Regions from separate parts of the Homo sapiens genome. Here region 2 is linked to region 1. The links are chromatin loops, found by intact Hi-C in ENCODE. Cell type or tissue: heart left ventricle. All regions are shown on one strand. Each heading gives the region's core, and the rest is flanking DNA. Links, peaks and the distances in the headings are about the cores only.

Region 1 (2,914 bases), core at 325-2,824:
AAAGTCACTGCCCTTAAGAGAGACGATAAAAGCGCACATCTGGTAGCTAGTAGGTAATTATTATGCACAAGGTGCATACATTGATATACAAAAAGAAACTATCTCTGAAAGACTGTAATCCTTCTGCCCCAAGGGATCAAGAAATTACTTGAAATCAATGAACCCCTCTTTTTCATCTACTTAGCCAAGGGCAGAAGTTAGATGAACAGACCCCCTGCCTAGAAGCATGTGCATAAGAAAAAGAAAAACTAAAAGGCAAGGATCACTGAGAAGACCTGTTTGGCACCAGCTTCAGTGGTTTCTCTTTTTTGAGGTTTCTCAGAATCTCACAAATGAGATGAGCTCTGTCCATCACAAGGCCATGCTCCACGGTCATGCCAGCATTCCCATCAGTGTCAAGGCAGATGTTGCATCTCAGAGGATGAGATTTAGCCTGCTGTGTGACCCCTGTGCTGAGGTACAGGGGCAGGGCTGTGTGTGGGCTCCCACATGCCTGCTCACCATGGGGATGAACCCTTTATTCTTAAGCAGTAGGGAAATGGGACTTCTGGAACAATCCTAAAGCACATAATAATCTCACATAACAGCCACATAATCGCAAGGCTACAGGGATTCTAATAAGATTTCTAACAAGAAAAGAAGCAAGTATTCCCTTCACTCTGTGAAAGAACATAAGAGACGCTGATTCGGAGTGTCTTGTTGGGGAGATGACTTAAAAATGATAAACTGAAAAGCAACATAGGTGAAGCTGTTTCAATTAAGGGATGCAAGGTTAGAGACAGAGCAAATGAGGAAAATTATAATAGAACAAACTCTTCTGGGTTTATATGAAGATTGAGAAAGTATAGAGGAAAAAACTGCTCTGAGGAGAAACAAGTAGGGCTACTGCAAGAAAGGACTGTGATGGCTGATATTGTCAAATTGATTGAATTGAGGAATGCAAAGAATTGTTGCTGGGTGTGTTTGTGAGGGTGTTGCCAAAGGAGATTAACATTTGAGTTAGTGGATTAGGAGAGGCAGACCCACCTTCAATCTGGGTGGGCACCATCTAATCAGCTGCCAGTGCAGCTAGAATAAAACAGGCAGATGGAAAGAGCAGACTTCCTGAGACTTCCAGTCTTCATCTTTCTCCCGTGCTGGATGCCTCCTGTCCTCTAACATTGGACTCCAAGCTCTTCAGCTTTTGAACTCTTGGACTTATACCAGTGGTTTGCCGGGGGCTCTCAGGTCTTCAGCCACAGACTGAAGGCTGCACTGTTGGCTTCCCTACTTTTGAGGTTTTGAGACTCTGACTGGTTTCCTTGCTCCTCAGCTTGCAGACAGTCTATTGCGGGACTTCACCTTGTGATCATGTGAGTCAATACTCCTTAATAAACTACCCTTCATATATACATCTATCCTATTCCGTCCCTCTAGAGAACCCTAATACAGACTGCAAATTTTGTTAACAAGATCCCATTAAACAGCTGCTGCATACCTTTCTAAGCAGCAATCCAACCTGTTGCAAGCACTAGGTACCTTGGCTAAAAGCATCCAATTACTGAGCTGCAGTTAACACGTAGCTCAAACTCTTGCAACAGAGAAATCTCAAGAATGTCACACCTTGACCATCTCATTGCTCCTGGAACTCTACTCTAAGAAACTAGAGTTTGAAAAACTAGACTGAAAAAATGGAGGGGTTGGCATGTGTCAAGGGCCCCCTCTAGTGGCTCTGGGAAAAAAGTGAAGTAATTACTGGGAGACAAAGCAGCAGCCCAATGATGAAGAAAGCCTCAGCCTTATCTACCTTTGCAGCCATCATTTCTAATTCTGAAGTGGTACGATAGATTCCTGTGTTTGAAGACCTCTCCTAGCAAAGGCCTCTGCCTCAGAAGTGTCAGGGACCTTTAGTACATTATACCTTAACTGCCTCTGTTAACTTAGTCCCAAATGATTTGCCTTAAACCCGTGTCCTTCAATTTTCTATGGTGGTGGGTTTTTTCCACCCATATGTAGTTCCATGTTTCCAGCCTTTACCGCCATCATTGTTAATTACTGAATAATTTTAGGTGTATATTTATAAAGCCAAAGCAGGACTTGTGATCACTGTACACTTTAATGTTTGATAATCAACTTTCCAGGCACTGATCTGAACACACAAGTATCCATGAGATAACATTCAAACCTTAATGTCTCTTTCCAATAATAGAGTTATACCAACCAATGTGAGGACTTGAGAGAGGAAATAAATCCATGTGCTTCTTGCAAACCTAATCGCTAGGCTGCCTCATGTCCCTGAGCAATTACTGGCTGCCACAAGGGCTCTTACACCCAGGAGACTCTGTGTCTAGGAAGGGGAGAGTGAGTGCCACATGGTGGCAGATTTATGGAGCAACGCTGGCATCTTTCATGCAGAAGACTGGCAGCCAGGAGTAATCCAGTCCCCCTAAGACACTGAGATAAGTGATCAGAGTGTACCTAAATAAGTGCAGTCTAAAGAAAATAGGAGGAGTGGGGAGGCAAAAGGCAAAGAAAACCAGAGATGGTGAATTGTGCCCTTAAAATCTGTTTCTCTGTGTCATGTGGAGGATCAATCAACACTGTACTATCTCTCTCCCATTTTCATAGTTAACTTGGGAGAAAAAAAGAGCTAATGTATTAGAGTCTGTCCTGCTTGCGAAGGAAAGCCAGGACTTGGTTCTGGCTCTGTGGGTTATTAAGCTGTGTGTGCTCATTTATTCATTTGGGTCACTTACCTAATCTGGGCTTCAGATTTCCTCGTCTATAAAATTAAGGTATTAAACTAAAAAATTTTGTATCTCTGGATCTAAATATATCCTTCAAAGTCCTAACTTAGAAAAAGTGGAGATATGAAAGCCACTTTATTTTTTTGAGATAGAGTCTCGCTCAGTCGCCCAGGCTGGAGTGCAGTGGC
Region 2 (2,914 bases), core at 311-2,810, 190 kb before region 1:
TTTCAACATTACCAGGCTTTCTAGGCTCGACATCATCACTCACCCGACTCCTGCCTGGAAGCTCTGTCTCTCTTTAGCTAATTCTCCCCTTCTTCAAGGCCTTGTTTAGGAATCTCTTCCCTTTTTCACACCCCTCAGTCACACTGCCTTTTGCCATGGAACTTCTGGTAGCTCCTGTACTTATGCACTCATGTTTAAATCTTGTGTAATTTTGCACAAGAATAATTTGTCTCCCAGTTGGAGAGTGAACTCTTCCCAACTGAGAACCATGTCTTGTATTGCTTTGTAACTATCAGCACATAGAGAAGACTCTCAATCATCTTCCCAACTGAGAGCACCATGGACCATTCACAAGACTGCTTCCCAGGGCCAGAAGCCCTCTCTGTAGCGAGGAGGCTGGCAAGACCAATGGCTCTGAAACCAGACCCTCTGCCCTCAAAAGCACCTGGGAGTCTCATTCCCACCCGAAGCCTATTGAAGAGAATCTCTGGGCAAGAGGACTCCCCCCACAAAAAATCCCCTGATGACCCTCTGATGAAGTGACTGGGAGACACTGGTTTAAATTATTCCAAGTTCACTTCTGCATCAGAGAGATTATGATTCCATACTTATTGACGAAGTTTCCATAGAACAACCCAGAATATATTCCAATCATCTTGTCCAGGTCTGCAGGAAGAAGGCTACTCACTTTTTGTTGTTCCTTCAGATTTTCTCTTTCTTATTCATTTTGCATATTTATTAAACATCTATCATGTGAAAGGTTCTGCCTCAAATAAGCTGAGGAACTCCCTTGCCACAGGAAGTATATGGGGAGATAAGATATGTGCATGAAGAAATATTCAAGAGAGGAAATGAAAAATACCTTAAAATCTCTCCCTTCTCTCCCTATACTTTACCTGGTGAGCAAAAGATAAAGTTAGAGGAGAAAGAGCAATCAGAATTTCTCCCCACCTCTGCAAACCCTGGTGGGACCTCATATGCAGCCCCTTTGGCCCAGAGACACACATGGATACAGTGTTTGCCCTCTACCTTCCCGGTAGCCACTCTCCCTCCTCCTGATAGCAGCTGTTCCTCCCTCATCTTGCTCCAGAGCTCTAGGTGGGTCTCTGTCCCAGCTCTGAGGATGTAGCAGATGACACAGGTCCAGCCAATCACAGCATGGCCTAGCCCTGGCCAGAGATCAATTCAGGAATGTGCACCTGTGCTAAGCTAGTCCAGTCAGAGCGACTCTCTCTCAAAAGTCTCAGGACTTTTGTGGGAGCTTCTAGGAAAAAACTCTGGCTTTCTCTTGTTGAAGGAAAGGGAAGGGGGAGAAAGAGCTGCTGAGGTCACTGTAGCCATCATGCCACCTAGAGGAGAGAGCCTGGGCTGCTACGGCCCATCCCAGGGAGCCCCCAGTAAACAAAGCCAAAAGAGCAGAAGGCAGCGTGGAGAGAAACCAAGTCCTAATGAGGGTCTCTGGGTCCTGAATCCAGCCGCACCTGCAGCCAGATCTACTCCTGGACGTTTCATTTACATGCATCCATAAATTCTTTTTTTTTTTTTTTTTTTTTTTTTTTGCTTAAGCCAACAGGCTTAATGGAGATGAATTTCTGTTACGTGCAGACAGAGTGGCAGCTGATTCATATCAACATAGGGACCATAAAGCATGCATTACTATGTAGTTGAGACATACATTAAGTTGTTTTCACATCTGTTATTCCATGCGACCTTCACAATGCCTTAAGAGGGAATATGGCAGCTTGGGGAGCAGAAAAGCCCTGCTAAAGATCAGAAAATAATGTGTTCTGCGCCCTTTCTATTCAAAGTGTTCTCCGAGGACCACCAGCAGCAGCATCTCCTGGGACCTCGTTAGAAATACGCAATAACAGCACTACCCTAGATATGCTGAATCAAAGTGAGTTTTCACAACATCACCAAGTGATCTGTATGCACACTGAAGCTTGAGAAGCTCTGTTAGAATACTATCTCTGCGGCTTCTTGGCTGGGTGACTATAAGCAAATTACCTGATTTCTCAGGTTTTTTTCACATAGACAACAGAGATCATGATAACACACTATAACAATGCAGCTTTAGTGCAAAACCAAAACAGCACTAAGTTTTAATCATAGCTCTTCCAGTAGCTAAGTACAATCCTGGGCAAGTTCCTGAATTTCTATTAGCTTCAGATTCCTCATCTGTAAAACTGAGATAATAATACCTGTCTAACAGGACTGATGTCAGGATTAAATAATGTATGTAAACTTCTTTGCCCCAGAGTACCGGGACTCAATTAAAGGTATACATTATTGTTATTGTTGTACTCTTATAATTACTGCTATTATACACCCTACACACTTCACAGGGTACAGTGATTACGAGACTGAAAAGATAATGTATGAAAAAAAATACTTAAAGCCAAATAACTCAAAGTATAGTCCTTTCCTGATCTGTAAACTGAGGTTCACAGAGGTTAAGCAACTTTTCTAAGCTCACTAAAGCAGGAAGCGGTAGAGCCCAGGCTGACATCACCATCTTCCAATCTAGGATAGGTCACATGGTTGTCAGTGGTTCTTTGTTTATTTGCTTTTTCTCCCACCAGACTGAGCTCCTCGCCAGCTTGCTACTTCTCCCTCCATGGCACCTGGCCCAGTTCCACCCACGGTGAGCACTCAGTGCACATTTGCTGAAAGCAAAACTCGACCATCTGACCTCTTTAACCCATGTTTTTTGCACCACCCCAAACTATCTCCCTCAGGAAGGTATTGCTATGCTTTGGTACTTTAATTTAAGAAGCCAATTACTGCCGTTAATCCTAATTAGAAACTTATGACAACATCTCATTTGGAGACCAAAGCTCTACTGGGAACTTAGTGTAGAAATTCAATTCCAGCCCCCAGGGAAGAATCCAGGAGACCAGGAACTTTGGTTGGA

Evidence for each region. A loop is a pair of places that touch in the nucleus more often than their neighbours do. Peaks named below come from ENCODE experiments on the same cell type or tissue, not always from the same donor. Only the 100,000 strongest peaks of a DNase experiment are listed, where the experiment ranks them.
Region 2: it touches region 1 in a loop (2.3-fold over the local background); 5 of 110 quality-filtered maps call a loop at or near these places.

Annotation. Positions count from the first base shown.
Region 1 is chr10:110,609,261-110,612,174 of GRCh38, reverse strand. No RefSeq gene overlaps it. Among named protein-coding and RNA genes, the nearest start is that of RBM20, 34 kb to the left of the region's middle. RefSeq lists an enhancer at 1-918. In heart left ventricle, for the core only: CTCF peaks have their summits at 1,498, 1,699 (motif pointing left) and 2,375; no DNase peak of the experiment used is centred there; H3K27ac peaks cover 738 bases.
Region 2 is chr10:110,802,458-110,805,371 of GRCh38, reverse strand. The region is part of intron 7 of RBM20 (RNA binding motif protein 20); the gene reads right to left. Among named protein-coding and RNA genes, the nearest start is that of PDCD4-AS1, 67 kb to the left of the region's middle. In heart left ventricle, for the core only: a CTCF peak has its summit at 1,353 (motif pointing left); a DNase peak (open chromatin) is centred at 2,611; H3K27ac peaks cover 1,120 bases.